2 separate regions of the Homo sapiens genome follow, and region 1 is linked to region 2. A link is an interaction called in ENCODE POLR2A ChIA-PET data of the cell type or tissue named here. Cell type or tissue: A673. All regions are shown on one strand. Each heading gives the region's core, and the rest is flanking DNA. Links, peaks and the distances in the headings are about the cores only.

The links. ChIA-PET counts read pairs that join two places held together with the same protein. Peaks named below come from ENCODE experiments on the same cell type or tissue, not always from the same donor. Only the 100,000 strongest peaks of a DNase experiment are listed, where the experiment ranks them.
Region 1: POLR2A ChIA-PET joins it to region 2 with 23 read pairs; 2 of 35 experiments call an interaction of 5 or more read pairs at or near these places.

The regions. Positions count from the first base shown.
Region 1 is chr4:188,191,345-188,203,436 of GRCh38, reverse strand. No RefSeq gene overlaps it. Among named protein-coding and RNA genes, the nearest start is that of LINC02434, 37 kb to the right of the region's middle. RefSeq lists an enhancer at 6,839-7,537. In A673, for the core only: no CTCF peak of the experiment used is centred there; DNase peaks (open chromatin) are centred at 5,736 and 7,136; H3K27ac peaks cover 1,696 bases.
Region 2 is chr4:187,987,089-187,999,180 of GRCh38, reverse strand. ZFP42 (ZFP42 zinc finger protein) reads right to left here and starts at 3,410. Exons shown (of 4, transcript NM_174900.5): 1 at 3,341-3,410; 2 at 1-73. LOC124900881 (a long non-coding RNA gene) reads left to right here and starts at 6,302. Exons shown (of 3, transcript XR_007058513.1): 1 at 6,302-6,499. RefSeq lists enhancers at 2,352-2,646, 2,261-3,242, 3,243-4,222. In A673, for the core only: a CTCF peak has its summit at 5,166; DNase peaks (open chromatin) are centred at 4,580, 4,710 and 5,120.

The sequences.
Region 1 (12,092 bases), core at 4,042-9,041, 200 kb before region 2:
GAGAATGGCGTGAACCCGGGAGGCAGAGCTTGCAGTGAGCCGAGATCCCGCCACTGCACTCCAGCCTGGGCGACAGAGCAAGACTCCGTCTCAAAAAAAAAAAAAAAAAAGAAGTAGAATTATTTATAAGAGGATGGGAAACCATGAAGCCTCAGGAATCTGAGCAGCAAGAACTCATGCGAGAGCCTCAACAGTTTTCCTGATCTAAAATAAATACTCTACAACTATTGTGCCTTTTCCTGTCCTTGTGCTACTCTACTCAAGACAAAATGATCTAGGAGATTTTAATCACATTCCTCAGCTACAGCAGGGCACAGCAATTGATTTTTGATACACCAAGGCTGAACACAATGGGGAAAGATGTAATTATCCAAGAGATCAGAATGCTGGTTATCCAAAGAACCAACCACGTACCTGGGTGGGGCCAACGAACCCTCCTCACGCTCAGTGTTCTGTCCTGCTTCCTATCCTCCCTTCTCCTCTTCTGTCTTCTCTTCTCGCCTCTTCCCATTCTGCACACACTCTCCAAATATCTCATCCCCTCCAATGGTTTTAGTTCTCATCTATATTCCAAAAATTCTCAAATCTGTATCTCAATCCCAGATCTCTTCAAGCTTCAGACCGTTATATCTATAAATTTATTCATAGATAAACAAGGGTACTTCAGACACCTAATGTTCCAAATTAAATTCACTCCCCATCCCACCGCTCCACCCCAGTGTATTTTGTGGAGTGGCCATGGTGACGGTGTGAGTAGTGATTATGAGAAAGAGCAGACTCCACTTGAATTAATATTATTGGTACAGATTCTAGGAAGGTTTCAGGTAAAAAGGTGTCTGAGAGGAGGCTAAAGGGTGATTAAAAGATGACCCCATTCAGACAAGGCAGTGTATTGGAGGCAAGAGAAGAGGCATAGGACAAACAGGGAAGTTTTCTGAGCAAATGAGACATGAGCAAAAGGGTTGACATCAAAAGAGAACATGAATTATCCAATATGGGTGAAGTGTGGAATGAGAGAGAGAGTGTGTGTGTGTATAGATAGAAGCAGTAAGATAGTGCAATATGGCCTCTCAAGATACAGGCTGATGGATCATGAGATATGGGACCTCTTTAAGAAGCCATTGAAAATTTATAGGGAAGAAATTCATCTATAAGACTTAATTTTTGAAAATTCTAGAGAATGAATTGGAATGAGAATGACTGGAAGCAAAACCAACTTGGAAATTAATGTAATGATCCAGTTGAGAAATGACCATAGTTAGGTCAGGGAAATGACAGTGCAGTTAGACAGAAAGGAAATTCTTTTCTTATTCATGTATTTATTTGTTTTTTAGAGATGTGGTTTTGAAACTGACCCAATTGTCTCATAGACATTTTTTTTATATAAACACAGAAATTGACCCGCGTGGTCTTAAAGCTTGAAACTTATTAACATATTTTTTTTCTGAGTTTATCCCTCAGGAAAAGACCTTCAGGCCTCTCAAAAAAAGAGTATCAAAGAACTGAAAGTCACCAGATCAGCACATCCAATGAGATGCTGAACGCCTCATTCATCATGATGGCTTCCTTGCCCCTCCCTGGTTCCTGTTTTCTTACGCACTGTTACATTTCTTCCCTGCTATAAAAACCTCTGGTTTTAGTACCACAGGGAGATGGATTTGAGACTGAGTTCCATCTTCTTGGCTGCAGCAAAGATTAAAGCCATCTTCCTTGGCAATACTCATCGTCTCAGTCATTGACTTTCTGTGTGGCGAGCAGCAGGACCTACACAGAGGCTGAAGTGTTTCAGTAACTGTCTTGCTATGTTGCCCAGGCTGGACTTGAACTCTAGGCTCAAGGGATTCTCCTGCCTTAGCCTCCAAAGTAACTTGGACTGCAGGCTCTTGCCATCATGCCTGACTAGGAAGGGAATTCTTTTAAGAGCAGCTTCAGAGACTGAATTTTCAAATTTTCAGAATGAATTAGATATAATGTAAGAGAAGAAGAATTTTTGGCTTTGGAAACTGGATTGTTGGTGATGTCATTCATCTGTATTAGAAGAGGAAAAAGAAAGGCTAGTGGGGTAAATATGCTAATTAACTTGATTGTAGTGATTACCTCAGTGTGTATTATGTCAAAATATGTTGTACGCCTTAAATATACACGATTTTAATTTGTCAATTATACCTCAATAAAGCTAAAAAATGGATTAAAAAACAAAGGAAAAAAAAAAAAGAAAGACAGGCTAGAGGGAAAAGACTGTAAGTTAATATTTTGCAACATTTAGTTGGAGGTTCCTGGGAGGAAGTCTACAGGACTTGCTGGATATGTAGGATTGAAGTTCAGGAGAAAGGACTTAGTTACAGAAAATGATTTGGGAGCGATGAAATTGAAGCCATAAAAATAAATTGGTTGTTAAAAAAATTAACAACAAATTTAGTTGAAATTTAATTGGCTATTATTAGCTATTATAGGACCAGACACCATCTCATTTTACAAAATAGCGTGGGTGCTGTGATGAGCTGAACGTGTGGGTTTAGCTTTATAGGCAGAGAAGGACTGAGGAAGGCAGAAACTGGGATGAAAGCAGACTGCTAATTTCAAAAGTTACTTTTCTCATAAGGTTAAAGCAAAGGGTACTTGTTTACCAGGCCGGCTCAGGTCAACTGGGCCCCTTCTGATTGGTGGCTGCAAGTCTCCTGTTTTTGGAAAGCCGACGGTTTTGAAGTTCAGCTTGATTATGTGGCTTGGACGGGTCTGTGGGGCCCAGTGTAGGAGCGCAGTCCCAACAACGGCCCCCCATAAACTTTGTTTAATGCAGTAAAGAAAGGAGATTGATGTGCTGAAACCAAAACCTGAAGAACAGCTTTTAAAGAACAGAGAAAGGCCAGGCGCGGTGGCTCATGCCTGTAATCCAAGCATTTTGGGAGGCCAAGGCGGGCGGATCACAAGGTCAAGAGATCGCAACCATCCTGGCCAACATGGTGAAAACCCGTCTCTACCAAAAATAGAAAAATTATCTGGGCATGGTGGCGCGTGCCTGTAATCCCAACTACTCGGGAGGCTGAGGCAGGAGAATCGCTCGAACCCGGGAGGAGGAGTTTGCAGTGAGCCAAGATCATGCCACTGCACTCCAGCCTGGGCGACAGAGCAAGACTCTATCTCAAAAAAAAAAAAAAAAAAAATATATATATATATATATATATTTATATATTAGAGAAAATATATATATATATATATTAGAGAAAGAGATGCCTAGAAAGAAGATGGAGAAGTATAGCCTGAGAGCTTGGTGTGGTGTAGAGACAGCAGTGGTGTCTAGGAATTCAAAACAATTTAGCTGTTAAGATAGAGTAAAAATAGAAGTAAAGCTTTTAAAGGGTTGGACCCAGCAACAAGTAGGTTTTCATTCTTTGGGAAAACAGTTTAATGGGATGATGGAGACAACAGTTACAACTAAATAGACAACACTTTAAAAAGGTGTATGAAGCCAAGGAACCGGAGTTTTGTTTTTTCAAGTTGGGAAGGAAATAAATACGCTTTCATGCTGATGAGTAAGCAAAGGTTGAAAACATAGCAGGGAGATGTCATCATTAAGACTACACTTACTGAGTTAGTGGAAGGAAATACAATTCAGAGCACAGGCTTTAAAAAAATATAATGAAGTAGAAAGCATTAGCTTTATATGCCGTGTCACTGTAAGGGGAGAAAAGGGAAAGGGTGGGCGTGGATAGGGATTCTTCTGCAGGGCTGATTTTGTGGGAGTGAGAACAGCGTGGGCAATCCTTTTCTGTGTCTGCAAGGTTAACTGCAGGGGATGAAATGAGCTTGGTGGTCAGAAGAGAATAGAAAATGTCTGAAGTATCTCCTGATGAGAATGAGATCAAGGTGGCTAAGGAGACAGGGACTCCTGATTATCGAGCTTAGATACCATGCAGTTACAGAGCGGCACTCATCTCTAAAGCTGTGAAATTCTTTACCAGTACCTCTGATCCTCCCATTTGAAAAGGCAGAAAAGGTAGACATTTAATTTATAACAGACAGGGATTTGGGCATGACAGAGTTTTGAGATATAATAGGAGAGTTTTCGGAGTGATAAATTGTGAACACAGTAACTTAAACTTCAGATTTCATAGTACAGTTTCTTATGGCAAAGTCCAGTGGGAAGCCGTGGCTGAAATGAAATGAAATCCATTGTCTCTCAAGATAAGGAGGCCAAGGAACTTAGAAATTCGGGTGCATAATGTGGCAACCCCATGAACACTGAAGTCATTTCGGATGATGCAACAGGGTTCAGGGTGGAGAAAAAAGTGACCCTGGCTTTTAAATCTCCAGTGAGTAGTGTAGAATGGCAAGGAGTCCTGGATGAGCATGAGGGAAGTTACAGGCAGGCTTCCTGGAGGCTGTGAGCCTCAAAAGGAACGGGCCTCACGCTCAGGCAGCAGAACAATTTTATGAAAGTAGCCACTCTGAAGTTTTTAGTTTGTGAAATAATAAGCTGCTTCAATCTAAAGAATTATAGGCAACTGGCTGAGCACGGTGGCTCACACTTCTAATCCCAGAACTTTGGGAGGCCAAGGCAGGTGAATCACCTGAGGTCAGGAGTTCAAGACCAGCCTGGCTAACATGACGAAACCCCGTCTCTACCAAAAATACAAAAATTATCAGGGCATGGTTGTGGACACCTGTATTCCCAGCTGCTACTCAGGAGGCTGAGGCAGGAGAACCCAGGAGGTGGAGGTTGCTGTGAGCCGAGATCACGCCATTCCATTCCAGCCTGGGCAACAAGAGCAAAACTCCAACTCAAAAAAAAAAAAAAAGAATTATAGGCAATCACTGTGCTCAGTGGATATCCAAGTTTTAGTTAAAGCAAGAGGATAGAAAAAAAAATATTCAGTGAAGATTTCAAAAGTTTAAGATAAATTGTGCACCAAACAATGGACTGTCTGGGGTCATAGTGGCGAGTTGGGAAAGTGGGGAGCTGTGTGAGGAGGGATGGGCAGAACACCTCTGGAGGGTGGGGGTCCTGATGCATGGGCTTCCTGAGAGGGGACCAAGGAGAGCAGGGCTGTCAGAGATGGTGAGGAGATACAGCCTCAATTTTTCTTTTTCTTTTTCTTTTTTTTTTAGATGGAGTCACTCTGTTGCCCAGGCTGGAGTGCAGTGGCACAATCTCGGCTCACTGCAAGCTCCGCCTCCCGGGTTCAAGTGATTCTCCTGCCTCAGCCTCCCGAGTAGCTGGGACCACAGGCACCCGCCACCACACCTGGCTAATTTTTTGTATTTTAGTAGAGACGGGGTTTCACCATGTTGGTCAGGATGGTCTCCATCTCCTGACCTCATGTTCCACCTGCCTCAGCCTCCCAAAGTGCTGGGATTACAGGTGTGAGCCACTGCGCCAGGCACCACGGCCTCAATTTTTCAAATGGACTAATTCTAGAGTTTTCCTCATGTTGAAACGGGACAAGTTCCCTTGTCCCCCTCACATGGCGTGCAACACGGGGAGTGGCTGACTTCAGTTCCCTGCTGCTCAGACCTGTATGGGGAGCATGCAGACGGGCAGGTCGTGGGGCTCCAACCCCATGGCAGTGTCTAGGGGTGAATGCTTACAGCTCCTGAGGCCCCAGTGGGCGTGTGTTACAGGGTGCTCTCAGCTTTCGTCATCTGTAGGTGTCGTGTTCATCAGCTCGATTAGATCTTCTGCCTTATTGCAAGGACAGGCGGCTTTCTGTACCCTGGGTTCTTGCCTTGGTGTACCAGAAAAATCAGATCACACGTGGGCTTGGAGAATGAGTGCAAGGTCTGATTGAATGTTGGAGGTAGCTCTCAGCAGGTGGGTGGGGAGGGGGAAGGGGATGGAGTGGGATTGAATGGAGGAAGTAGCTCTCAGCAGGTGGGTGGGGAGTGAGAAGGGGATGGAGTGGGATTGAATGGAGGAAGTAGCTCTCAGCAGGTGGGTGGGGAGTGAGAAGGGGGTGGAGTGGGATTGAATGGAGGAAGTAGCTCTCAGCAGGTGGGTGGGGAGTGGGAAGGGGATGGAGTGGGATTGAATGGAGGAAGTAGCTCTCATCAGGTGGGTGGGGAGTGGGAAGGGGATGGAGTGGGATTGAATGGAGGAAGTAGCTCTCATCAGGTGGGTGGGGAGTGAGAAGGGGATGGAGTGGGATTGAATGGAGGAAGTAGCTCTCAGCAGGTGGGTGGGGAGTGGGAAGGGGATGGAGTGGGATTGAATGGAGGAAGTAGCTCTCATCAGGTGGGTGGGGAGTGGGAAGGGGATGGGGTGGGATTGAATGGAGGAAGTAGCTCTCATCAGGTGGGTGGGGAGTGAGAAGGGGATGGGGTGGGATTGAATGGAGGTAGTAGCTCTCAGCAGGTGGGTGGGGAGTGGGAAGGGGATGGAGTGGGATTGAGTGGAGGAAGTAGCACTCAGCAGGTGGGTGGGGAGGGGGAAGGGGATGGATTTAGAAGGTGATTTTCCCTTTTAGTCGGGCCGCTGGGTGGCCGGACTCCCCTCCAACGGCCCCGGCCAGATTCCCCTCGGCCCCCCATCTCCGCCGGCTGATGGCCTGCCAGCGTGTTCTTCCCCACTCTGCTCCTCTGGACGTCCAGCTGCCTGTGTACTCTAACACGGGCATGTTCCTCTCAAAGTCCAGTGGGTTGTGTCTGTGCCTGCTAGGGTCTCAGGGTTTTTATAGGCACAGGTCGGGGCCGTAGTGGGCCAGGGTGGTCTTGGAAAATGCAGTATTTGGGCACGAAGACAGGAGTGCCTGTCCTCACCTAGGTCTGTGGGCACAGGCCTGAGGGTGGACCCCTAGCCAGGGACCCACCTTTCTCTACCCAGCACTTCCCTGACCCTCTCACATCTCAATGTGAGTGGGTAGGAACTGGAGGGGAATGTAACTTAAGCCTCTTAACTGTGATCATGTGCTTCTCTCCCCAGTAAACATCCCTAATCTCTCTGCTAGCCTAGCCGACCCCTGTAAGGGCAAAGCACTAATGTGAAAGTAAAGGTGTTGTGCAAAGGTGAGCACGGCCCTGGAGTCTGAGATGCTGCCGTGCAGAAGTGGAGCTCAAGGCTTCAGGCTCTGGCAGAGAGCACCCCCGAGCACGCGGCATGCAGCCAGCTTCCTGGGCCCTCCAAATCCAATCCCCCTACCCGATTCCTAGAGTCCGGGATTTCCTCTGAGCTCGCAAGTCTCTGAAACTTAAAGGCAGTCCAGCAGAGTAATTAATACAGAGATCCACTGCTCTCCTGACTTCGGGCAGTTATCTTACTTTTCTCAGCTTGCGATGCTTATCTGTAAAACAGATATGCCTTCCTCGCTGAGGCACTGTGAGAATGAAAGTCAGCAATCTAAAACTCCTTGCTCAGTGCTGGAATAAAACATGTGCTCAATGAATGGCAGCTATTATTATTTTTTCAGAAAAATGTTCTGGCAAGAAGCACATAGGGCTCTTCAGAGACTGTGTTCATAGTCCCGAGCTGAAGGCAGGTCAGGAAAGAAGGATCCAATTTTAGAGTAGATGCCTCACTTTCTTCATTTAATTTTCCTGGTACTAAGCCAACCCCTTCTCCTTGCCTGCTACCTACCTGCCTGTTAAAAACTGCAATCCAGTGGTTTTTGGACCTCAGCTCTGGAAACTTTGATTATTAATTCCAGGGAGGGACCGCACAGTGCTATATTGTTAAGACATCACAGGACAGCCTGTTGCATAGCCAGCATTGCAGGCCACTGTAAGCTGTAGACTCTTCTAGAAGATCACTAGACTCTTCTTCACAGCAGTCATTAGGTGAAAATGGCATTCATAGAGGACAGGTTGTATCTCAGGTACTGTGCCGCTACATAAAGGGAAGTTTTGAATGGCCTCTAAAGGATTTGGCTCAGTGACAGCCTTTACTTCTGGCTTGGAGCCCAGACCAGGCCCGCCTTATTCGTGTGGGTGACCATCACTACGGATGCTGGAGGTCCAGCACGTCACAATCCCACCTTTCGCAAACTACCTTATGTTCTTGCCCCTGTGTCTCTGCTGCTTCTTTGCTTTTCTTCCCCAAAATTGATAATGAAAATTTTCATTCCTTTTAAAACATGTACTGGAAGTACATGTTTTAAAATGTACATAATTCAAAAAATCCAAAGCACATATAAGGAAAAGTAGATTTCCTGCCTTTCTCCACATCCCAGCCACCTAGTTCCCTCTACTTGGAGACAAGCGCTGCTGCCAGTTTCTAGGACATTTTTTCAGAAATCTCTTTTCAATGTATGAACATATTTTTCCAGTACATGGAGTATATTATACCATGTACTTTTGCCTTTTGCACATTTTATATTCCAGTGGATATTGGAAATTTTTCTTTCTTTCTTTCTTTTTAGACAGAGTCTCGCTCTGTCACCAGGCTGGAGTGCAGTGGCACGATCTCAGCTCACTGCAAGCTCTGCCTCCTGGGTTCAAGCGATTCTTCTGCCTCAGCCTCCCAAGTAGCTGGGAATACAGGCTACAGGCATGCACTGCCATGCCCAGATAATTTTTGTATTTTTTTTTTTTTTTTTTTTTTTAGTAGAGACGAGGTTTCACCATGTTGGCCAGGATGGTCTCGATCTCCTGAACTGGTGACCTGCCCACCTGGGCCTCCCAAAGTGCTGGGATTACAGGCGTGAGCCACCACGCTTGGCCCTGGGAAAATTTCTTTATCAATGTGTGCAGACATTCCCTGACATGATGGTTTGACTTACAGTTTTGTGACTTTAAGATGATGCAAAAGCAATATGCTTCAGTAGAAAGAGGCAGAATACTCTCTCAATGCTGTGTGGTGGCAACGAGCCACAGCTCCCTGTCAGCCATGTGATGACCTGGGTAAGGAGCCAGTACTCTGCAGTGCACTGTGTTGCCAGATGCTTCTGCCCAGATGTAGCTGCTGTGAGTGTTCAGAGCACACTTAAGGTAGGCTAAGCGCTGATGTTCAGGAGGCTAGGGGTATTAAAGGCATTTTTTTATTGATACATAATATTTGTACATATTTATGGGGCTCGTGTGATACTTTGTTATGTGCGGAGAATGTGTAGTGATCAAGTCAGGTTACTTGGGGGTACCTAATGCATTTTTGACTTACAGTATTTCCAATTTATAATGGATTTACTGAGAAGTAATCCCACTGTTGGCTGACGAGCATCTCTATAGATGTTCCACCTTTTCTATAATAGCTGTATATTCTCCAGTGTACAAATGGAGCAACACTTTATTTAGTCAATTTTGTTGTAAAAATTACCATTTTTCAATCAGCGGCAAGATTCAAATATTGGATAATTCAGTGTAATTCACTTCTGTGGTGCTCTGTGTGCCTTGAAGGGTTGAGATAGCTAGCTGACTCACAATTCTTCCTACTATAAATGGGTTTTTATATTTTGCTTGCAAAGTTTATTTTCCATGAAACACCTTCTCATCTGTGTATCTTAATGCTATAGAATGCGAATTTTAAGAAGATCCTTAATTACTAAATCTTTTTAGGCCAATGGTGATAACCAGATGCCTTTCTCTCTAATAAATGCAAGGAGGAAAAATGGGCAAAGCGACTCTGCGAATAAAACAACAGAGATTCCATGGAATACCGGAGCTGAGATTCTGCATTCTCTCTTCAAGAACTGCTAAGAATCATGAAAATCACTCCCCCTCTGCAAAACCTCCTGAGAAACCTTTCCTTAGGGAGCTATCCTGATGGTTCTCATGATATATCAATACTGTGATCAGGAAAAAAGACCTGCGACCGCAAATCCTGGTAATAAAAAATAAAAGATTCCAGTAAGTATGTACAATCAACAAGGCAGAGTTCTTTTTTTTTTTTTTTTTTTTTTTTTTTTTTGAGACGGAGTCTCGCTCTGTCGCCCAGCAGGCTGGAGTGCAGTGGCGCGATCTCGGCTCACTGCAAGCTCCGCCTCCCGGGTTCATGCCATTCTCCTGCCTCAGCCTCCCGAGTAGCTGGGACTACAGGCGGCCGCCACCACGGTCGGCTAATAACAAGGTAGAGTTCTTAAGGGGAAACAGTTCATGTTCACGCGTGCGTTTGTGATTTCTTCTGCAAGGTCATAGACCTTTGGACGTTTACTGACGTCACTGACAGACATGTGAAAGGTGAAATTAGGGGAAGGTTTTGATAAAGGGAAATGGAAAAAATAAACTTAACTGTATTGCATATGGAATGGTGGGAGATACTAGTAGATATAGCTAGCAAAAATCCATGAATCAGGGCCAGAAGTTCTTGTGAGAATCTGCGAAAATTGAGGCTCAGAAGTGACAGCCGACACTACGACCCTGAAAACCTTCCTGCTCTTCATCTCTGCTAATGCGTCTCCCCAGCAAAACAACATGCTTATGTTTCATTCATCTTTAAAAAACAAAATAATAAAAAAGAAAAACTTCTGGCATAGTATTGTTTTTTTCTCTAGTCCACTTAATTCCCCAATTGATCATCTCATTTATTGCACCATTCCCCTTTCTTTCTCTATTCATCTCACTGAAAAGGTACATTTTTTCTCTACCACTCCATGACAGTTAATTTTGTGTGTCTATTTGGAAGGTGGTTTTGCCTGAGATTACCATTAAATCAATAAACTCTGAGGATTATCCTTTAGACTGTAGGTGGACCCCATCCAATCAGGTGAAGGCCCGGTTAGAACAAAAGGAATGACCCTCCTCTGATCAGGATAGAATTCTCCAGCAGACTACTGCTGGTGGTATTATTATCTGATATCTCTAAAACTGTTAGTTCTTCCAACTATTCTTCTAAAAACTCTCTTCTTTTTATTTTATTATTATTTTTTATTTATTTTGGAGATGGAGTCTCACTCTGTTGCCACGCTGGAGTGCAGTGGTGTGATCTTGGCTCACTGAAACCTCTGCCTCCTGGGTTCAAGTGATTCTCCTACCTCAGCCTCCCAAGTAGCTGGGACTACAGGCACACGCCACCATGCCCAACTAATTTTGGTATATTTAGTACAGACAGAGTTTCACCATGTTGCCCAGGATGATCTCGATCTCCTGACCTCGTGATCTGCCCACCTCAGCCTCCCAAAGTGCTGGGATTACAGACATGAGCCACTGCGCCCAGTCAACTCTCTTCTTTTTAATTTCTGTGGTGCTGTCTTGACAACTTTTTTTCTGACTGCTGTAATCATTCCTTTTCAGTATCTCCCAGGGGCTCCTCTTGCTCCCCCTGACTCTAGGGTACTGGCAATCTCCAGTAATCTGTCCCCAGCCTTCTCTCCCCACACTTCTTCGTTTGGGTTTCAAGTGGAAGACTCTAAGTTATGACTCCCCCACAGAATCTTCATTCTACACCACTCTGCGCCTCTGAAAGAGCTGAGAGGACCTGAAAGGCGGAAAGAGGGGAGCCCCTGGGGGGTGAGGAGGAGACTGAGGAGCAGTGGCATGAAGCTGGGGCAGACAAGGGAACGGGCTGGTGCATCACGTCATGAGTGTTCACAAGATCGTGTGCTCCTTATTGATGTCTTATTTCAGAATATGTTAGGAGTGTTATTAGAAAACATTTTTAATATGGAGACAAAATTGAAAACTATTGAAACATTACAACGTTTTCAAGTGATATTATAATTTTCTCATCCAATAAATATTCAGTTTGAAGAAGTTAAAAGTAAATTTTATTAGAGTTCTACTTTACAAACACACAGAAGCATACAACATAAGTGAAGCCAAAAGACCAAAACCAAACTGTAATATGTCCATTGTTTTGGTGTCAGACAGCAGGCTTTTTTTTTTTTTTTGAGACGGAGTCTCGTTCTGTCGCCCAGGCTGGAGTGCAATGATGCGATGTCGGCTCACTGCAAGCTTTGCCTCCCGGGTTCCAATGATTCGCCTGCCTCAGGCTCCCAAGTAGCTGGGACTACAGGTGCCCGCCACCTCGCCCGGCTAATTTTTTCATATTTTTAGTAGGGTTTCACCATGTGGCCAGGCAGGTCTCGAACTCGTGACCTCAGGTGATCCGCCTGTCTTGGGCTCCCAATGTGCTGGGATTACAGGCGTGAGCCACCGCGCCCGGCCTAGACAGCAGCTTTGACTGAACAGTGCTGCTCCTTGCAGAGCAGGTTAACTCATAGGCAGTG
Region 2 (12,092 bases), core at 2,661-7,660:
TGAGGTGGGAGGATCGCTGGAGCCTGGGAGGCAGGGGTTGCAGTGAGCTGAGATCACACCATTGCACTCCAACCTGGGTGACAGAAAAAAAAGAAAGGCATCTCCTAAGAGAGGTGTTTTCTTTATGAATTTACTAAGGTTCAAGTATGGTCCTTACCTTTCTAAGCTAAATTCTTATTTGTCAGATCTCCGAGCATTATGCTATTTCTCATAGCAGTATACAAGCTTGTGAGGATGACATATAACATTGAAATGGTAATTTATTAATTTACTAAAAGAAAACTATTTATATGGCAAGCCAATTTCTGTTAGCAGAAATAACTAGTCATGCATCACTCGAAGACAGGAATATGTTCTGAGAAATGTATCTTTAGGTTGCTGTGTCATCCTGTGAACATCACAGAGTGTAGCTACGCAGACCCGAATGGCACAGCCTGCAACTCACCCAGGTTACACAGTAGGGCCCATGGCTCCTAGGCTATAAATCTCCACAGCATGTTACAGTTCTGAGTACTGTAGGCAACTGTAACACAACAGTAAGTATTTGCATATAAACATATCCAAACAGAAGAAATACTGTACAAAAGATAAAAAATGGTACACCTGTGTAGGCACATTCCCATAATGGAGCTCACAGTACTGGTAGTGGCTCTGGATGAGTGAGTGAGTGAGTGTTGAGTGAATGAAGGCCTGGGACGCCACTGTACACAACTGTAGGCTTTATAAGCACTGTACACTTAGGCAAATTTTAGAACTTATTTAAAAATTTGTCTTTCCTGAATAATAAATTAACCTTAGCTTACTGTAACTTTTTAAATTCATTTATTTATTTACTTTTTTTTTTGAGACAGAGTTTCCCTCTTGTTGCCCAGGCTGGAGTGCAACAGCGTGATCTCCGCTCACAGCAACCTCCGCCTCCCAGGTTCAGCCGATTCTCCCGCGTCAGCCTCCTGAGTAGCTGGGATTACAGGCATGTGTCACCACGCCCAGCTAATTTCGTATTTTTAGTAGAAATGAGGTTTCTCCACGTTGGTCAGGCTGGTCTCCAACTCCCGACCTCAGGCGATCCGCCTGCCTCAGGCTCTCAAAATGCTGGGATTACAGGCGTGAGCCACCGCGCCCAGACTCTTTTTAACTTTATAAACTTAAAAATGTGCAAACTTCCTGACTCTTTTGTAATAACACTTAGCTTAAAACACAAACATTTTTTCACCTGTACAAAAATATTTTTTCTTTATATTCTTATTCTGTAAAATTTTGTCTGTTTAAAAACTTTTACGTTAAAAACGAAGAGACAAACACACACATGAGCCTAGGCCTACACAAATTCAGGATCATGAAGATGTCACTAGGCCATGGGGATTTTTCAGCTCTTTTATAATCTTATGGGACCACCATAGTACGTGGGGTTGCTCACTGACTGAAACGGCCTTATATGGAACTTGACTGTACATGGAAAACATACTGGTAAAAGCGGATGTGGACGAAATCTTCATATACATTTAGTATTCGTTCTAGGTGCTGAACTTAGGGAAAAAGATGCAAAGTTCCTCGTTAACACAAAGTTTGGTGTGGGACAGACAGTAAAGGGCAAATAAACAAAAAATGTCAGATTGAGAAAAATGCTATTAAAAAAAAGGTCGGGGCGGGGTGGGACCGGGAGCGGTGGCTCACGCTTGTAATCCCACCACTTTGGGAGGCCGAGGCGGGCGGATCACGAGGTCAGGAGATCGAGACCATCCTGGCCAACATGGTGAAACCCTATTAAAAATAAAAAAAATTAGTCGGGCGTGGTGGCGGGCGCCTGTAGTCCCAGCTACTCGGGAGGCCGAGGCAGGAGAATCGCTTGAACCTAGGAGGCGGAGGTTGCAGTGAGCCGAGATCGTGCCACTGCACTCCAGCCCAAGCGACAAGAGCAAAACTCTGTCTCAAAAAAAAAAAAAAAAAAAAAAGAATATGAGAGGGGAAGTAACCGAGGACGCCACCTTCATCATGAATGTCTGGAAAAGGCCCCCAAGGAGGGGGCCATCGGAGCCAGATGTGGGCAGGAGGAAAAGTGCACGGGGGTGGGAAGAGACGAGCGAAGCCTGCTGGTTCCAGGCTGCCGGCGCTCCCCGGGGGCTGCAGGCCATGCTCCATGCTCCACGCTCCATGCTCCATGCTCCACGCTCCACGCTCCATGCTCCATGCTCCCTACAGCTATGGCGGGCAGGAAGGTGGGGGCTGGGGCGAGGCCCAGGCGCGGGGCTGACGGTGAGCCCCGGGACCATTTGCATTTCATCCCAGGTCCCAAGGAAACCATTACAGGGCTTCCAACAAGCAAACAGCAAGTTTTTTTAGGTTAGAAGATGGGCCGGACAGCTGCATGGAGAATGGATTTGGGGAGAACAGAAAAATCTATTAGATTTGGGAATCCCGCGAAGGGCTGCCAGGGGTTTGGAGCAGATGGCGGCAGAGGAGATGAAATGCAGGGAGAGCGGGAAAACAGGAGAAAGAACCACCCCCTCGCCCTGCAGCTCGCCGGTGGATTGGATGAAGAGCGGAAGGGAAACAGGAATCAAGAATGAGTCTCGCCCGGCGCGGTGGCTCACGCCTGTAATCTCAGCACTTTGGGAGGCTGAGGCGGGCGGATCATCTGAGGTCACGAGTTCGAGACCAGCCTGACCAACATGGTGAAACCCCGTCTCTACTAAAATACAAAAATTAGCCGGGCGCAGTGAAGGGCGCCTGTAATCTCAGCTACTTGGGAGGCTGAGGCAGGAGAATCCCTTGAACCCGGGAGACGGAGGTTGCAGTGAGCCGAGATCGCGCCATTGCACTCCAGCCTGGCAACAGAGCGAGACTGTCTCCAAAAAAAAAGAAAAAAGAAAAGAAAGAGTCTCCTAGGTTTTTTGCTAGAGTAATTTGAGTTGGGGGTATTGCCATCTCCAGAGATAAGAGGAGAGGAAAAGAAAGGGAAGAGACTGGTGTCTTGATCACAATGTAAGCATGTTAATATAGAAAAGACTTAGCCAGATATTGTAAGGAAACATATTTACATGAAGTTTTGAAATAAAATAAAAAATGCAATTTAGGAAATCACCGCCAGACACTTGCTTTCTTGAGAGTGTATTACTTGCCCATCTGCCCGTTTTCAACATTTGAGGCCAGTGGCCAGCCACGGGTCACCGCAGGGCGAGGGCTACAAGTCTCCCGGCGAGGCCGGCTCCGGCCTGGTCCCAGGATGAGAACACGCTTCCCCTCCCTGACTATCTAACCCCTTTGACCGACACATTCCAAGTAGTGAGCAACACAACCCCCTTCTCCCCATTTGAAAAAAGTTCCATGAAACAAGACTCACCCCTGTTACCGCGAAGCACTCTGCTATTTCCAATGCCACCTCCTCCCAAACGTAAAACAAAGGAGAAACTGCAGTGGAAACGTGGACTGCCCTGCGCCCCCTCCCAAGACCCACCCTCCGGACTGACGCGGTCTAATCAGGCTACAGCCACCCATCAGCTCCGCCAGGGTTAGGGAGGGCGTGGCCGGCCCCGCCCTGGGGCGCCGCCCTGGAGCCACCTGGCCCGCGCGTTCACTCTCTGCCCGGAGCCGCCTGGCACCTGGGCGGCGCGCTCACCCTCAGCCCGGGGCCCCCAGGCACCCGGCCCGCACGCAAACCCTCAGCCCGGGGCCCCCTGACCCCCGCGTTCACCCCTCAGCCCGGCCGCCGGGCACTGCGCATCCGCCACGTGGCAGCGCCTCCAGAGCCCAGACGCCCGGCGTTGGCACGTGGTGAGCGCTCAATAAATGTCTGTTGAACAAATACGCGTGGGTGTAATCACATTTACCCTTTTAGGCCGGACGCGGTGGCTCACGCCTGTCGTCCCAGCACTTTGGGAGGCCGAGACGGGGGGATCACATGAGGTCAAGCGTTCGAGACCAGCCTGGCCAACATGGCGAAACCCCGTCTCTACCGAAAAATACAAAAATTAGCCAGGCATGGTGGTGCTCGCCTGTAATCCCAGCTACTCAGGAGGCTGAGGCAGGAGAATCGCTTGAACCCGGGATGCGGAGGTTGCAGTGAGCCGAGATCGCGCCACTAAGCTCCAGCCTGGGTGATAGAGCGAGGCTCCATCTCAATAGAACAAAACAAAACATTTACGCTTTTGCAGATCGAGGAAAAAAATCAAGCGGAGGAGGCAGTTTTTACCCCCCGAAATAGAGGTTGACTCGAACGCAAACCCCCACACCTTTCCCACCCCACCCTACCCCCAGTTGTTTCAAACACCCCCAGTGTTTGTTTTCTTTTTTCTTTTTCTGGCCATTAATGTGACTGTATTGCTAAAGGCAACACAACTCACTTTGAAAGCAATGGTCAGTCAACGCTCACTATTGGCTACAGTCTAGTGAAATGTAATAGGTCGTATAAGTACACCCAGACCATTAGAACGAAACCCAGATCGATATTTAAAAACCTCCTAAATGTTGACTTGAAGCTTTTCTGCATATATATCTGGGAGCAGTTCTCCACTTTTTTCTTTTTTTAAATCTGTTTCTGAATAAGCTTCAATTTTGAGGTTGGCCAATAAAATATAATTTTCCTTCCTTCCTTCCTTCCTTCCTTCCTTCCTTCCTTCCTTCCTTCCTTCCTTCCTTTCTTTTCTTTCTCTTTTTTTTTCTTTTTTGAGACGGAGTCTTTCTCTGTCCCCCAGGCTGGAGTGCAGTGGCACCGTCTCACCTCACTGCAACCTCCGCCTATTTGGTTCAAGTGATTCTCCTGCCTCAGCCTCCCCAGTAGCTGGGATTACAGGCATGCACCACCACGCACGGCTAATTTAGTATTTTTAGTAGAGACAGGGTTTCTCCATGTTGGCAGGCTGGTCCGACCTCAGGTGATCCGCCTGTCTCGGCCTCCCAAAGTGTTGGGATTACAGGCGTGAGCCACTGCGCCTGGCCAATAGGATATAATTTTCAATGAAGGAAATATTTATTATTCCCTGATCTCCTCCAGTAGGCATAGCAGGACCTCTCCATTTGAAATCCGATTTCAATAAAGCTTCCTTAGTTCCTTACCTTAGAATGTATTATTTGCAGACGAGGGTCAGAAAGCCGATTTACCAGTCAGAAGGACTTCCCTCAACTTCCCTCCTTCTGTCTCTATGGCGCCTTGCTGTGGCCTCTTTAGAAACTACAGGGGAATTCCACCAGCCTTTTTTTTTGTTTCCCTTGGAGATAAAAATGTTAACATTTGGGTTTCGATAAGAAATACTTCAATGAACCGAAGAATGTTGACCAGAACCTTCTTTGTAAGCCTTTAAGTGGCAATGTCATTGAAAGCCCCTTTCCTCACTAGATGGAAACACACACACTTAGCTCAAGCCGAGGATCCTTTCTTTGGGTTGTCGGAAACCACCCTTTATCACTCCCTTAACCATTCACACAGTGCATCCCATAAACTAGATTGATTTATAATCGCCTCCCCTACCACTGATTCCATTTGATCGCTTGGGTGTGGCTCTGTTTGGGCATTAGAGACAGCATGTTTAGAAAATCTAATTTTACATTTCACACTCCACCTCTTCCATAGATTATTTTTGCTCCCATTATCGTTTAGCTTTCCTTTCCATGGGCCTGAAGAAGAAACCAAAACGAATGAACTCATCTGTTGTGATATGAACTCAGCTCAAAGGAAATTGAATTTCTCCTAAATGAGCTCGAGAACCAATTAAACCGTGAAACAGAAGTGGGCTGTCTTGAAATTGACCACAAAGAGGTTATGCATAGAAAAAGTGTTGTCCATTGCTGGAATTTTAGTCATAGTGATTCTTCTGCCAGTAACATCATGGTCACTTAAAACACTTGTATTTCGACCATTTTATCTGTGTTACAAATCAATATTTTCCTTAAAACCCTTAAAATGCAAAAACTATAGATATGCATTAATTCACTCTATACAGATTTGAGTTTCTCCCCTACACAGGCGGAGGTTCTAGGCCCTGGTGGATACGTATTCCTGGCCTCCTGGGGTTTGAATGCGGAATGGCCAGGTCAGAACAGGAGGGTAAGAACTAGATTGAGGTGAGTAACTCACTTGTAAACAAAACACCCTCAGTAATCAGTATTAGTAATATTTTAACCTGGCATGTAAAAGAATCAAAATCAACGCAACAATTTATAGAGAACAAAATATCCACATTGTAAATAAAGACAGTCAGAGGATACCAGCCAAATAATCATGATTGTAAGTGTCACAATGCAGCTATTATTAGCACAATGAAGGAGAGGTGCGTGGTGCTGTGGGAGCCACATAGGAGAGCCGGGAAGTTAGGGGAGGTTTCCCTGATCTGCAGGAATCAGCGTGGACGGCAGAGCCTCCCTGACAGGAGAGGGAATAGTTATGGAAGGACCTGAGATGAGTGGAGGCGAGTGTGGAGAGGCTATGCAGGCCCAGACTCTGGGACCCCGTAGGCCATGGGAAGAACTTCGATCTTCAGTCCAGGAGCCCTGGGAACGGAATATTGTAAGAAAACATGCCTTATCTATAAATGCTTATTAACCTTAAACTTGTAAAACATTATTTCATTATTAGAGCTTCAGCTTATTTCTATTTGATTTAGCTAATATAAATTGAATACACGCACAGTCTCATTTTATCTGAAATCAAATTTCTAAAATAGTTATTATTACTGTTATTATAATTTCATTTGCGTTTTAAAATAACCCCGAGGCACAAAGAAACTTTATACAGGAATAAGTTTCTAAACTCAGATTAGAACCCAAGTGTTGGCTGGGCGTGGTGGCTCATGCCTGTAATCCTAGCACTTTTGGAGGCCGAGGCCAGCACATTGCCTAAGCTCAGGAGTTGGAGACCAGCCTGGGCAACATGGTGAAACCCCCTGTCTCTAATAAAATTAAAAAAAAAAAAAGAAAAAAAAAAAGTCAGTCGTGGTGGCGGGCGTCTGTAGTCCCAGCTACTCGGAAGGCTGAGGCAGGAGAATTGCTTGAACCCAGGAGGCAAGGGTTGCAGTGAGCCGAAATTGTGCCGCTGCACTGCAGCCTGGGCGACAGGGCGAGACTCCATCTCCAAAGACAAACGAAAAAAATGAAACAAAAATCCCTCTCCCTCTCTCCCTCTCCCCACGGTCTCCCTCTCCCCACGGTCTCCCTCTCCGTCTCCCTCTCCCCACGGTCTCCCTCTCCCCACGGTCTCCCTCTCCCCACGGTCTCCCTCTCCCTCTCCCCACGGTCTCCCTCTCCCTCTCTTTCCACGGTCTCCCTCTGATGCCGAGCCGAAGCTGGACTGTACTGCTGCCATCTTGGCTCACTGCAGCCTCCCTGCCTGATTCTCCTGCCTCAGCCTGCCGAGTGCCTGCGATTGCAGGCGTGCGCCGCCACGCCTGACTGGTTTTCGTATTTTTTTGGTGGAGACGGGGTTTCGCTGTGTTGGCCGGGCTGGTCTCCAGCTCCTAACCGCGAGTGATCCGCCAGCCTCGGCCTCCCGAGGTGCCGGGATTGCAGACGGAGTCTCCTTCACTCAGTGCTCAATGGTGCCCAGGCTGGAGTGCAGTGGCGTGATCTCGGCTCGCTACAACCTCCACCTCCCAGCCGCCTGCCTTGGCCTCCCAAAGAGCCGAGATTGCAGCCTCTGCCCGGCCGCCATCCCATCTGGGAAGTGAGGAGTGTCTCTGCCCGGCCGCCCCTACTGGGAAGTGAGGAGCCCCTCTGCCCGGCCACCACCCCGTCTGGGAGGTGTGCCCAGCAGCTCATTGAGAACAGGCCATGATGACCATGGCGGTTTTGTGGAATAGAAGGGGGGGAAAGGTGGGGAAAAGATTGAGAAATCGGATGGTTGCTGTGTCTGTGTAGAAAGAAGTAGACATAGGAGACTCCATTTTGTTCTGCACTAAGAAAAATTCTTCTGCCTTGGGATCCTGTTGATCTGTGACCTTACCCCCAACCCTGTGCTCTCTGAAACATGTGCTGTGTCCACTCAGGGTTGAATGGATTAAGGGTGGTGCAAGATGTGCTTTGTTAAACAGATGCTTGAAGGCAGCATGCTCCTTAAGAGTCATCACCACTCCCTAATCTCAAGTACCCAGGGACACAAACACTGCGGAAGGCCGCAGGGTCCTCTGCCTAGGAAAACCAGAGACCTTTGTTCACTTATCTGCTGACCTTCCCTCCACTATTGTCCTGTGACCCTGCCAAATCCCCCTCTGCGAGAAACATCCAAGAATGATCAATAAAAAAAAAATAAAAATAAAAAAATAAAAAATAAAAAAATAAAAAAATAAATGAAACAAAAACAACAACAAAAGAACCCATCTTGCTCCTTTGATATGCGTCACTGTGGTCTAATATAGTATTTTACATTAAGGTATTTTGCAAACTCTGTAGTTGTATTTTTCATTTAAGAAATCTCTCCATGTTATTATTGGCTATGATTTGTAATGCCTTTTTACATGCTTGTTTGATCTTGATAGCACCTTAGGGATTGTTATTATCCATTTTATAGATGAGGAAATGTGAAGTCAGTAGTGACAAATGCCTTATTCAAAGCCCTATAGGTATTAGTTTACAGAGCAGAGTTTAGAACCCAAATCTTGCTATCCTGATACAAAATGTAAAGATAAAGTTAATTTGCCAAGTTCAGTCAGTTGTTTAAAGAGCTTGTTTTTTGTTTTTTTGTTTTTTGTTTTTTGTTTTGGATGGACTCTGGCTCTGTCTCCCAGGCTGGAGTGCAATGGCACAATCTCGGCTCACCGCAACCTCCGCCTCCCTGCCTCCTGGATTCAAGCGATCAAGCGATTCTCCTGCCTCAGCCTCCCGAGTAGCTGGCACTAACAGGCGCCCGCCACCACGCCCGGCTAAGTTTTTGTATTTTTAGTAGAGACGGGGTTTCACCATGTTAGCCAGGATGGTCTTGATCTCCTGACCTTGTGATCCACCTGCCTCGGCCTCCCAAAGTGCTAGGATTACAGGCGTGAGCCACCATAACTGGCCTAAAGAGCTTGTTAAACATATTTTTAGAGTTTCTGTGAAAAAAAGAATAACCCACCAGTCAGTAATGTATGTTTCCACTTGGAATTTGATATCTTAGTAGAGTATGATTTTTAAAAGGCATATTTAACTCTGCTTTTCAAAAAACAATCTAAGTAGAATCTAAAATCTACATGGAAGCCTTTTGGTACTTCACACTGAGAAGAATGAGACTTATCGTCCTGTTGTATATTTTCAAAAACTTTTGTGCTCTTTACATGAAAGCTATAACCATATAAATATGGTCTCATTTGATTATCTGTGAGAATTTAGCAGTGGGTCTAAGTATAGGGCCTAAGGCTATTTTTTAGACCCCAGATTCTCCTCAGACTTTGACAGTGATTTGTTAATGTTATGTTTGGCAGTTTCATAAGATTTTTCCTTCTTTTTTTTAAAGACAGAGTTTCGCTCTTGTTGCCCAGGATGAAGTACAGTGGTGCCATCACGGCTCACTGCAACCTCTGCCTCCCAGGTTCAAGTGATTCTCCTGCCTCAGCTTCCCGAGTAAGCTGGGATTATAAGCGCGGTGCCACCATGCCTGGCTAATTTTGTATTTTTAGTAGAGACGGGGTTTCTCCATGTTGGTCAGGCTGGTCTCGAACTCCTGACCTCAGGTGATCCACCCGCCTTGGCCTTCCAAAGTGCTGGGATTACAGGCATGAGCCACTGCGCCTGGCCAGATTTTTTCTTCTTTTTAAGAATGGACTGTTGCTATGGTTTACATGTTTGTGTCCCTCCAAAAGCCATGCATTGAAACCTGCCCCGATGTGATGGTATCAAGAGGCCTCTGGTAAGTAGTTAAGTCCTGAGGGCTCCGCCCTGGTGAATGGAGTTGGTGTCCTTATAAAGGAGGCGTGGGGGAGCCCTTTTCCCCTCCATCTTATGAGGACACACAGAAGGCACCGTCTGTGAGGAGTGGGCCCTCGGCAGACACCAAATCTGCTGGCACCTTGATCTTGGACTTCTCAGCCTCCAGAATTATGAGCCATACATTTCTGTTGTTTAAAAATTACTTGGCCGGGGGCAGTGGCTCACGCCTGTAATCTCAGCACTTTGGGAGGCCCAGGCAGGTGGATCGCCTGAGGTCAGGAGTTTGAGACCAGCCTGGCCAACATGGTGAAACCTTGTCTCTACTAAAGAGACAATCTTTTGTAAAAATACAAAAGATTAGCCGGGAGTGGTGGCAGGCACCTGTATTCCCAGCTACTCAGGATGCTGAGGCAGGAGAATCGCTTGAACCCGGGAGGCGGAGGTTGCAGTGAGCTGAGATTGTGCTATCGCACTCCAGCGTGGGTGATAAGATGGAAACTTCATCTCAAAAAGATAATAAATAAATATGAATTACTCAAATTTTTTTTTATAGCAGGCTGAACAGACTAAGACAACTATTCCCATAACCTCCCTTTCCCCAAACACCCCTTGCCTTTCTGCTAAGAAACCTACTAAAATTGGGCTTATCTGGAGTAAATTTTCTGAGCTTGCTCCATTTTGTTTTAGACCATCACTCAAATTTTCCCTCAAAATCTTTTGAGTCAACCTCAGACGGTGTGGTCTTTTTTTCTTTTTATTTTGACATACCTTTGGATTTATAGAGGAGTTGCAAAGATAGTACATTGAGTTTCCATATATACTTCACCCAGTTTCCGCTAATGTTAACATCCTACACAACCAATGTACATTTATCAAAATACAGAATCAACAATGGTGCAATCCTGTCAACCAAGCTCCAGACTTTATTTGGTCTTCATCATGCTTTTCCACTCATGTACTTTTTATTTCTTCTAGGATTTGATCCAGGAGGCCATTTTGCATTTAGGACACAGCTAATGCACAGATATGAACTCCACAATCTCATTCCAGTTCTAGCCTAGAAAGTATAATTTACGCCTTGCGATATCCTCGCTAATATCACCCTTTCTATAAAATTTACCACCCTCCCATTCCAAGTTTATACCTTTTACAAGACTCAAATCAAGAATCACCGCTTGTAAGAAAGCCTTTCTTTCAGAAACTTCAATATTATCCCTTCCTACATGGAATTACTTGGCTTTTAGGGATGTATTTTATATCATATCATCAGCCTTTAGATGTCTTTTGTATCCATAATGTGGATTTTAAACCAATACTTTAAAATGCACATCTGTCCAGGAAAATATCATTGAGGCACATTGGAGCCTCCAGGTTTTACAAGGTCTATATAGTCTAAATAGGGAAATTGTAGAACTGGTTATTGTTTTATATTATGTCTGAAATGATGAGAACAAATGATATCAGCCTGTAAATAATACAGGTTCCACCTTATTTGGGCAAAGAAAAAGGTATAAAATAAGCAGTTGTGGGACACACAGTTATGTATAGTTTTCTTTTAATTTTAGGATTTAAATCTATGATTTTCATTATAAGTTGGAACCAATTAGTGGGTAGTGACCAGCATTTTGTAATGGTCAGAAAGGTTTGAAAAATGTGTTTATGTGTGTAATTGGAAATGGATCAATATGAGTAAATATGTGAGCATCAGGGACTCAAACCATATTTGATTTGGAACTTAAATATTTTATCTTCTTCTTTTTTTTTTTTTTTTAGCTGAAAGAATCCACCAAATGTGCCTTAGAACAGGTTGACTTAGGTGATGTAGTCGATATAAAGAAACCAGTGCAGCCCCTCAGCTCTTCAGGCATGCCGTGCTGTCCCATCCCCAGGAAAGTGATGCAGTGAAGCAGTAATGAACTATGTCAGAATTTTCTCCAGCTACATCCATCTTTCTAACTGGCAACAGGGTTTTTGCATTTGTCTTTCTTCTGTCTGAAATTCTATGTCCCAGATTATTCCAAGCATTCTGATCTCAGCTTAAGTGTGACATCGGGGCCAATGTGCCTGAGTTGACTCAGTCAATCTCTATCATATCCCCTTGGCTTATTTTCTTCGTGACCCTTTTCACTACAGATGGTATTAGTAGCCCTAATGTTGGGGATGAGTATAGGTAGAAGAGAGGGCAGCCCAGGATCAAACTCGAATTACCCAATTTACAAGTGCAGTCTTTGAACAGCAAAGGACAAAGGAGGAGGTAAGTGAGG